Linked DNA regions of Homo sapiens: regions 2 and 3 are each linked to region 1. Evidence: chromatin contacts called from ENCODE Hi-C or POLR2A ChIA-PET data. All regions are on one chromosome and are shown on one strand. Each heading gives the region's core, a stretch centred on a gene start or an enhancer-like site at or near the end of the contact. The rest is flanking DNA. Distances are from core to core; before and after follow the strand shown.

Region 1 (3,144 bases), core at 414-2,913:
TCCCAAAGTGCTGGGATTACAGGCGTGAGCCACCGCACAGGCCCTACTTTCTAAATAAAAAGGGAGGGGTCTTTTTTTGGGAGGAGGTTAAGGCCCGCAGCTCCCCTTGATATGGCCGCTGCTCTCAGGCACTTAATCCATTATTTCAACAAATGTTTAAAGAGCACCTACTATGTGCTTCAATTATACAAAGATGATACAACCTCTGTCCCTAGAATGACCACAGCCCAACAGAGAGACTGAGGGCGAAATGTGCAAACCCTGGGTCCTCCAAATACTTAAGATTCAGAGCCAGGTTGTCAGAGGTTCTCCTTTGTTCTGGCTGAATAGTAACACTGACAGGGACCTGCCAGTTTCAAGTTATTCCAGTTATTCGGAAAAGTGAATTGTTCCAAGTGGCGTCAGTGCACGTTAGAACGTGGGCCCGCGTCATGGTGTTCGTGAAGACTGGAAACAAGTGGGACCCCCGCCAGCACAGCTCATGCAACTGCTTCCCCTCCAACAGTTTCGCCCATCCCGACTCAATTGAGGGACCCGAGACGTTTCTTCTCTGGGCCAATCAGAACCCAGTCAGCATCTCTCTGATGCAACTGTTCCCTTATAAAACGATTAAACGTGGACCAGCTATTTTTATTCGGTCCTATAAAAATAGCTGCCGTCAGTCAGTCCTGGCGGGGAATCAAGGCCTCTGCTCTTCAAGTGCGCGCCCCAGTCGGCCGTGTCCTGATGTTACTTTCCCAGCCATTGGCATCTGGGGGCGCAGCTGGACCCACAGCTCCCAGACCGCGTTGTGTTCCACTGACAGAGTCTCCTAGGGAAAGGGAAAGGTGCATTTGCTCTCAGGCTCCGCCTAGGACACACACACCAAGATCTTCCCGGGCTGCTGGTAAAAGCCAGGATGCAACAGCCTGAGGGTCCCAGAGCGAGGAAGAAGGATCAATCAGGTCCCCCGGACGCACTTAGTTCAGCAGGAGTGGCGGGCTGTGGGGGTGGGAGGTAGCCCCAGGGCCTTTGATGTGGGCACACGCTCCCCCAGCCCGCCGAATCGGTTCCTCCCCTAACAAGGGATGTGGACACGGTTCATCTGCCTTCCGGTGTGCCTGAGCAAGAACTGTGCAACCTATCTCCACCCCCTCCGTCCCCGGTATGAGCACTTTTGATTCCTCCCCAGACAAAGCCAATCTGAACTCCAGCAGAATGAATAAAGGGATCAGGTTGCTCTCCCGGCCTCCCCTCACCTCCCTCCTCGCTTCTCCCTTTCCCCACGTGACTCTCTGGAATTTCGCCAAAGCTCCGAGTCTCTGGGTCCATTTTCACACCGAGCAAAGCAGAGAGGAAGGAGGCAAGGGAGACTAGAGGAAGGCTGAACGTGTGTCCTTTAAACACGGGGTCCAGACCCGGCGTATTTTGGGCGTTTCCAGGCTCTCTCGCCAGAGTGGCCTTGAGTTTGGGGGTCTTTTCCAGCCTCGCTAGCTTTTTCCTCCGTGCAATTAAAATTATGGCTCTTCTTCCACTCCCGTAATCATTGCACCTCTACCCTGCAGACCTCCTCCGGGGTGTTCAGCGCGGAGGTGGGTGTTGGTGTGCAGCAAGCCGCGTCCCCGCAGCCCTCCTCACCCAGGCGAGGGGCGGGGACGAGAAAGTAGCAGCAGCGCCCCCCAGTCTTTCCTCTGAAGCTTCCGAACAGTCTGCTTCAGGGAGCGCAGCCTGAGGCGGTGTGGTGCGGTGCGGCTGCAGGGCGGGCGAGTCCCCGGAGCTGCCCTCAGCGCTGCACAGTTTCCAGCGAGCGGACCCCGGCAGATGAGGTCTGCCGAGCCGGGTGGCTCGACCAAGGAGTGGGTGTGGGTGGGTCTTTCGGGGCTCCCGGCGACCCGCGGTGCCGACGCAACGCCGACGTATGGTGCCAAGCGAACTTTAAAAAGCTGCTTCGGACAAACCAGAGCCAGGATTTCCACTGTCGGGGACCCGGGATCGGAAGGGTCTAGCCCGAGGGAAATGCTGGAAGATCCCATCGGCCAGTGACCAGCAACTTTCCGGCGAGATTTTGACGCGGAGAACTGTGCTCTGCCTCCTCTTATTCTCCCAAAGCTCACGTTGGCGTCCTGCCTTGCGGGGGAACTCGGCGCGCTCTCTGCCTGAGCAGCGAGTGAATTGAACCCCAGCCCGCTCCGGCGCCTCCGGGCTGATGAGTGTCGCTCTCCGCCCGTCCATCTCTTTTTCCCGGAGGTAAAGGCCCGCGGTCCCCCACCTTCAGTGCGCCCGGGTTCCAAGCGCCGGAGCCAGCGTTTTGGCGGAGCCGCTTCTTGGATGCTGAAGGCTGGGCTCCTCCATCGTGGGTGCCGAGGCGGCGATGGGTGTCCTCAAAGTGTGGCTCGGGCTGGCCCTAGCGTTGGCGGAATTTGCAGTATTGCCTCATCATTCCGAAGGTGAGAGAGCGGTGCCGCGTGTGTGTGTGTGTGTGCGTGTGCGTGTGTGTGTGTATGTGTGAGTGATCGTGCAGTTTAAAAATCTCAGCAGGTTTTATGGTATTTCGGTGAGGTGGAAGTTTTTCTGGGAAGGGTGAGGTGGAAGTGAAACTGGAATAGGCTTTTTCTGATAAGATTCCTACTCCTGATTGTTTTGTATTCGGATTACACCCCCGAAACGGCCTCCCTCTCTGCCCTAAGTGCTTTTGGGTGGGTGGGTGGCCGATGGAGGTGACATCTCTGAAACTGATCCTTTTTCTTTCCACCACCTACCTTTCCCCGAAGGGAAAGCAACTGCATGGAGCACAGGTGAGGAGCGAACAATTGCTCTTACCTGTTTAAAAATACTTCTGTTCCTAAGAAACATACAGTCTTTCATCTTAAAGCCCCATCGCTCTCCCGCCCTCCTTACCTCAGTTAGTCTCCCCCTAAAGTCCAGTTAGGATTTTATAACTAACTGGTTGGAGCGTGTTCTGGTCGTGGGCAGTTCAGTTGCACTGAAAGAAATCTCTCCAGTACGGAGAAGCACGAACCAGCCTGCTTCCCAGAACAAAAGTGGTTAATAAGAGTTTAGGTTCATTCTTTTACTTCACCCTCCGCCTCCTGGTTTTCCTCCGAGGCTCCAAGCTACCTGTAAAACCCCGGAGCCGCAGGAGAGAAAAGGAAGCCGTGAGACTAG
Region 2 (3,144 bases), core at 293-2,792, 590 kb after region 1:
AAAATAGGTGCATTTCTAAGAAATCTCAACTTATCAAAAGAATGTAAAGAAACAGGTAACACTGGTTGAAATTGGAGAAGGATGGCTGGGGAATAGGGATGGAACAAAAATTTCTCATTTAGAAATACTAGCATGTGCCTTTTAGATTTTGTCCTTTAAAAGTGTATCTCCTATTAAAATTAAGCCAAATTGCAATTTAAAACTAACTTTTTTAAAAAAAAATGTTTTAATGGGAACAGAAATGTTAAAACTCACAGTAGAACAGAATTTTAAAAATAGTAATTTTAACAATAAATTTGTTTTCATAACCATAAATGTATTTGGTTATTGCTAGCTTTAATTTTAAAAAGGTAGATCAAAACCTACAAAAGGAAACACAAACTTCCTTACACTTTCCGCCACGTATTCAGCACCGTCTAATGCCTCATCACTGTTGCCATGCAGGTCTGCCTGCAGTACAGTCCATTACAGCCAGGGGAAGCAGCAGCTTTTTATCATTTCCCAGTTCCCAGTCAGTTCTGGTTATTACTAACAGTGATTCATTAAATTATGTTCAATAAGCAGCTAATTGTGCTATGTCCAATTTTTGTTAGGGACACTTTAACTGTAGGAGAAATTAATGCCTGTATAATTTTCCAAATGCTTTCCCCAGGCGTGTATACATATACTTTATATAGAAGTTATCTTTTTAAATTTGTTTTTACCAAAAAAAGAATCATAATAAACATACTACTTTAGAAGGTTTTTTTCACCCAACAAAGCATTTTGAAATTCTTCTCATTTTAACTTACCAAATTTCACCTTATCTACAATAAAAGTTTAATCCCTTATGAATGAGATTTATCTTTCAAAAAAGAAATGAATTTGCTTTTCTCCTTTCATACTGCCAGTATTTTCAGTATCTTTATGATGTTACTATACGAACATAAAAAATCAGTGTGATTCCATTACCATTTAAAGCCAGACACTAAGACCAATGGAGGCTGATATTCCTGTAGGCCATAGCAACCCTGGGAAATCTTGCCTTTGCTGAAGCTATACCAAATCCAGAAGTAATTGAAGTCCCCCTAAGGTTTCAGGTCCCCCCAAAGAAGGCAGGAGTTGTGCATTACTCAGCATTCTCAGATCTATTCTAAAGCAGATTATTTTCTTAGATTTTGATTCAATTCCATGCAATTCAAGCATTTTTATTTAATAAGTACAAGGCATTGTGCTCAAGGAGAAGTGTACAAGCTAAACTGGATCATTCTAATTTTCCTGAACACTTACAACCTCGTAGGAAGACATACATACATAAGTAAGTATGATACAAGGAAAATTTGTAAGACAAAGTAAATAAAAGTATTATAAGAAACACAGAAGAGGGATAGATTACTTTAGGCTGAGTGAGGTGGCTTTTGAGTTCCTACTAGAAGGGTGTGTAGGATTGTGACTAGAAGAGAGAGGAAGGTCTGGATGGAGCAACAAGAGTCTGGGCTATTAACACAGGTTTGAGTCAGGCTGACCGGAGCTGTAAAGCCCTTCTCGTTCTCACTGTGTGTTCTTTTCAGTTCTGTCTTCCTGAGGCTGCTGTTTCTGGGCATGGCCAGGGGATCTTCAGACTTTACAAACCAGTTGTGCAGAGCCAGGCATTTCAATAAGGAACAAAATGCTGAGTAACAACATGAAGTCAGAGTGTTGCTTGCCAAGAGCTGGGAGGCCTGGGTGGTTTCCCAATCTTAAAGAAGCAGAAGGATATTAAAGTGAGCCTCCCAAAGGAAAACGTGGATCTACTTACCAACGCAGAAAATGATACACACGGATTCGATTTAGGTAAGTGCACCCCCTGTGATGACTATTGGTCACTTCCAGATCACATGGACTAACTGTAGGTCTCAACTATTTTGACTTTTTTTTTCCAGAACAGACTAATACATAACTAACGGCTTACCTTTGTGAAAAATATTTTATGCACTGTAGAACAGATAATTTTCAGTCCTGGGCCAAAGGGGGAAACTTTGGAGAGAATTAAACAGGAAATGACTCTGCTACAAAGAATTCAGGAGCATGAGTGAAGTGAATAAACAATCCAGGCACGATTGATGAATTCTAGATGTCCTGGGAATAACAGGGCTTGTTGCCAGCTCAGATGGGTGAAATCCTACTCTGATGAAAGGCTCCAGGGCTGCAAGGAGACCACTCCTACATCCATCACATCAGTGTCACAGGTTTACCACCTGCTCAGCGATTATTCAACATCCTAAGGCCTTTTGCCCCATTACACACGTTTGACCACTTAGTCCAGGAATGAGGTACCAAATACTAGGGAGATCTCATAAAGCCTGCAGCTAAAATAAGCAGAGGAATCAGAAGCTGGACAGAGTGACCCAAGGAGGACTGGGGATAACTCAGGAGTTCCTTTTTTTTTTCTTTTTGAGATGGAGTCTCGCTCTGTCGCCCAGGCTGGAGTGCAGTGGCGCGATCTCGGCTCACTGCAGCCTCCGCCTATTGGGTTCAAGCAGTTCTCCCGCCTCAGCCTCTCAAGTAGCTGGGACTACAGGCACCCACCACTACGCCTGGCTAATTTTTGTATTTTTAGTAGAGACGGGGTTTCACCATATTGGCCAGGCTGGTCTCAAACTCCTGACCTCATGATCCGCCCGCCTCGGCCTCCCAAGGAGTTCCTTATTTTAATATTTGCTGAAAATTCTCCACCATAATTTAAACATGTAATGATAAGAAAAATATCTGCTTCTGACTGAATATTTAGAAAACACAGAGCTATATAACATAGAAAAAAACCCAAGTCGACCACTGACAAATAATTATTAGGACTATTTCTTTTCATTCTGTGTTCTCTGCACATATGAAAGTAAAAAATTGGAATCATATTGTATATACAGTTTTATATTAATTTTTTTACATAGTCACTTTAATAACAATACATATGCTATGTTATCACTATAGAATGTAAATTCAGGTTAGACAAGAAAATTTCACAAGTGTAATAAAGCATTCTAATTAGCTGGGCGTGGTGGTGTGCACCTGTAGTCCCAGCTACTCTGGAGGCTGATGTGGTAAGATTGCTTGAGTCTGGGAAGTTAAGGCTTCAGCGAGCTGTGATCATGCCACTGCACTCTAGAGCCTGGGTGACAGAGCAAGACC
Region 3 (3,144 bases), core at 369-2,868, 550 kb after region 1:
ATCTATATAAAAACGAAGAATATTGTCATATATTTTGTGAAACAGACAAATGAACAAGAAATAAAGAAAACAGAAAAATATATATAAAGGCCTATTGTGTCTTACTATGAAAGTAATGCTTAACTTCTTCACTAAATGAGCCTTCTCTGAGACTTCCTTTATATTACCACTTTCTCTAATATTCACCCCAGTAACAGCCATTCCAAATGTGAAACTTAAGTGATAAGAAGAGCTCACTGGTTGGGTTACCTCAAATAAAATAAAAATAATGTGAGCATCTTACACAATCCAGGTTGAAAGCCAAGTTTTACCTCCTGTGAAGTCTTTTGCGTTACAAACTTGGTATCTTTGCCCTTTAAGCCTCAACCTCACGTAGTATCTTTTCTGGACAACAGTCTATTTTTGGTTGGCCTTGGGAAAAGGAACTGATAAACATATTCTTTAAAAATGTGGTTCATTTCACTTTCCTAAGTTAGGCAGTGTAGCAGGGTATTAAGGAGCCAGGATATAGGGATTCAAATCCTGCTTTTGTCACTTATTCTCGATAAGATTTGAGGCAAGTTTCCTAACCTGTCTTTCTCATTTTACTTATCTGTTAAATGGGGGATACGTATAGTACCTATTGCAGAGAGCTTTTAAAAGGGTTAAAGTAGTTAATACACATTAAGCCTTTTGAATAGCAAGTGTTCGATAAATATTATTAAAACTAAAATTTGAAGTTTTTATAGAAATCAATATTATGTAAGTGATGCAATCTTATTTTATTAAACCAAAATTGAAATTTAACTGCAGTATATCAGGAAGAATCTAAATATTACTTACAGTGAAGAAGATGCTGGTCAGAACGTAATTACACTCAGGTATGAATGAATGATGGAATTGCAGGTATGTTTTACTAAATGGTATAGCTCATGAGTCTCACACCCAGGTGAATTCCCTAGTGCTATAGGATTTGATTCATTTATGGTCTCCCATTATTTATACTGTATTTGTTCTTCATTGATTTTATTCTTTGCAGTCGGATACTTCTGGAGACTATGAAATCACACTCTTAAAAATCTGTGGTGGAGATGACTGAACCAAGAAGATAATCTCCAAAGGTCCACGATGGGCTTTCCCAACAGCTCCACCTTACTTCTTCTCATACTATTTAAGAGAACAAGCAAATATAAACAGCAACTTGTGTTCCTAACAGGAATTTTCATTGTTCTATAACAACAACAACAAAAGCGATTATTATTTTAGAGCATCTCATTTATAATGTAGCAGCTCATAAATGAAATTGAAAATGGTATTAAAGATCTGCAACTACTATCCAACTTATATTTCTGCTTTCAAAGTTAAGAATCTTTATAGTTCTACTCCATTAAATATAAAGCAAGATAATAAAAATTGTTGCTTTTGTTAAAAGTAATTTCTTTGTTTGCTTTCAGAGCTTGCCAACATTGTTTGATGCCTGGTGCCAACAACTAATATTTTAAAACATGTTTCTGTATAGAAGCTGTTACTGCTTCAGTTTATCACCTTGTTAATCACACTTTTTTGAAAGAAAGGAATAAGATGAAGATGTATGTGACCCTGGCCTACCCTTTGTAGTTGTGATCAAGCTATAGGAGTGGTAATGCATGATAAGTTATTTCAGCTTTCAGAAAACATCTGCTGAAGGATTAATCTAACCACTTCCTGTCTGAATGGCAAGCATGAATTATGGTTGCTTCATGCTAAATACTACTTTCCCAGAATGGGCATTTAGAATCAAGCCTCTAAGGTTTCCTTTTCTCTTGAGTTGGCAAAACTATGCATTTAAAGAATCCATCATGCCATCTTTGAGTGGGACCTAATATGAAATACCTTGACTGATATGAAATAGATAAAGTGAAAAAAATTCCAGTTAGAGTTATTTTCCTGGACCAGAATAGAAATGATCGTACTGGCCATGTGCAGTGGCTCACGCCTGTAATCTCAGCACTTTGGGAGGTTAGCAGGCGGACTGCTTGAGCCCAGGAGTTTGAGACCAGCCTGGGCAACCTAGTGAGACCCTGTCTCTGCCAAAAATACAAAAATTAGCCTGGCATGGTGGCACATGCCTGTGGTCCAAGCTACTTGGGAGGCTGAGGTGGGAGGATTGCTTGAGTCAGGAAGCTCATTTGGCAAGTTAGTTCTGTAATCAATACTATAAATGTCAGTCATAACTAAGATGATGGCAGGAGATAATGAAAACAACTACTTAAATATTTGGGAGATAAAATTGAGTAAACATGGTATTCAAAGTTACCAAGTGTCAGTCAAGTATGCCTTCACGATTTTAGTGTAAGTGATTTAGTGAGTAAGTATATCACGAAGCAATAAATCAATGTTAATACTCATAGAGTGCTTACTATGTATTAGGTACTATGTTAAACAGTGTAGTATATTTTAATTTGTTAATCCTCAAGGCATCTTACAATGTAGATACCAACACAGATATAGAAATGGAAATGGAAGCTTAGAGAAATTAAGTAACTTGTCACTGTAAGAGCCAGGTAGTCCAACTCCAGTGTCCAGGCTCTTAACCACTGTTTTGCCTTAGAATTTATCCCATCCCAGGGCCACTGTAGTTTTCAATGCCTAGTGCTTAGATTAGAACAGTGCTCAGCACATAAAAGGCATTTAATACAGTGAATCTTTATTTTAGATCTCATTCATCCTCAGAGTTGTTATACCACTTATGTATTAAGTACTTTCTGAAACAAAGCATGGTTACATGTGTCAATATTTCCCCTGTTTTGCAAGTGAGGAAAATGAGACTCAGGTTAGGTATCCAGCCCAGGGTTACACAGTGGCAAAGCCAAGGCTTAAGATCCGGGTCATCTGGACTTTAAAACTTATCTGTGGCTGGGCAAAGTGGCTCACACCTCTAATCCCAGCATGTTGGGAGGCTGAGACAGAAGGATCACTTGAGCCCAGGGGTTTGAGACCAGTCCAGGAAACATCAGGAGACTCTGTCTCTACGAAAAATTTAAAAATTAGCTGGGTGTGGTAGTGTGCACCTATAGTCTCAGCTACTCAAGAGACTGAAGTGGGATGATCAGTTGAGCCCAGGAGTTTGAGGCTGCAGTAAGCTATGATCACACCACCGTACTGCAGCCTGGGTGACAGAGCAAG

Evidence for each region. A loop is a pair of places that touch in the nucleus more often than their neighbours do. ChIA-PET counts read pairs that join two places held with the same protein, here RNA polymerase II (POLR2A). Pooled maps may share reads with other maps.
Region 2: a loop to region 1 is called in a pooled map, with 3 times the contacts of the local background. The contact joins the promoter of LINC01094 here to the promoter of FRAS1 in region 1. A Hi-C loop is called at or near these places in 8 of 50 pooled maps. POLR2A ChIA-PET finds 5 or more read pairs at or near these places in 2 of 52 experiments (H1 and WTC11).
Region 3: a map of endothelial cell of umbilical vein shows a loop between it and region 1 (4-fold over the local background). The contact joins the enhancer-like site here to the promoter of FRAS1 in region 1. A Hi-C loop is called at or near these places in 3 of 168 maps with a recorded cell type or tissue (GM12878, endothelial cell of umbilical vein and mesothelial cell of epicardium), 2 of 37 single-sample maps with no recorded cell type and 11 of 50 pooled maps. POLR2A ChIA-PET finds 5 or more read pairs at or near these places in 3 of 52 experiments (OCI-LY7, activated CD4-positive, alpha-beta T cell and activated naive CD4-positive, alpha-beta T cell).

What each region holds. Positions count from the first base shown.
Region 1 is chr4:78,055,660-78,058,803 of GRCh38, forward strand. It overlaps FRAS1 (Fraser extracellular matrix complex subunit 1), which reads left to right and starts at 1,664. Exons shown (of 74, transcript NM_025074.7): 1 at 1,664-2,426. The coding sequence starts at 2,351. RefSeq lists an enhancer at 250-1,221.
Region 2 is chr4:78,644,452-78,647,595 of GRCh38, forward strand. It overlaps LINC01094 (long intergenic non-protein coding RNA 1094), which reads left to right and starts at 1,543. Exons shown (of 3, transcript NR_038308.1): 1 at 1,543-1,812. RefSeq lists an enhancer at 1,180-2,379.
Region 3 is chr4:78,609,038-78,612,181 of GRCh38, forward strand. It overlaps ANXA3 (annexin A3), which reads left to right. Exons shown (of 13, transcript NM_005139.3): 13 at 1,019-1,410. The coding sequence ends at 1,078. Among named protein-coding and RNA genes, the nearest start is that of LINC01094, 35 kb to the right of the region's middle. Within about 2 kb of position 1,619, at least 2 of the 41 ENCODE cell types and tissues checked have a DNase peak (open chromatin) inside an H3K27ac peak, as active enhancers do; they include OCI-LY7, where a contact is called at or near this core.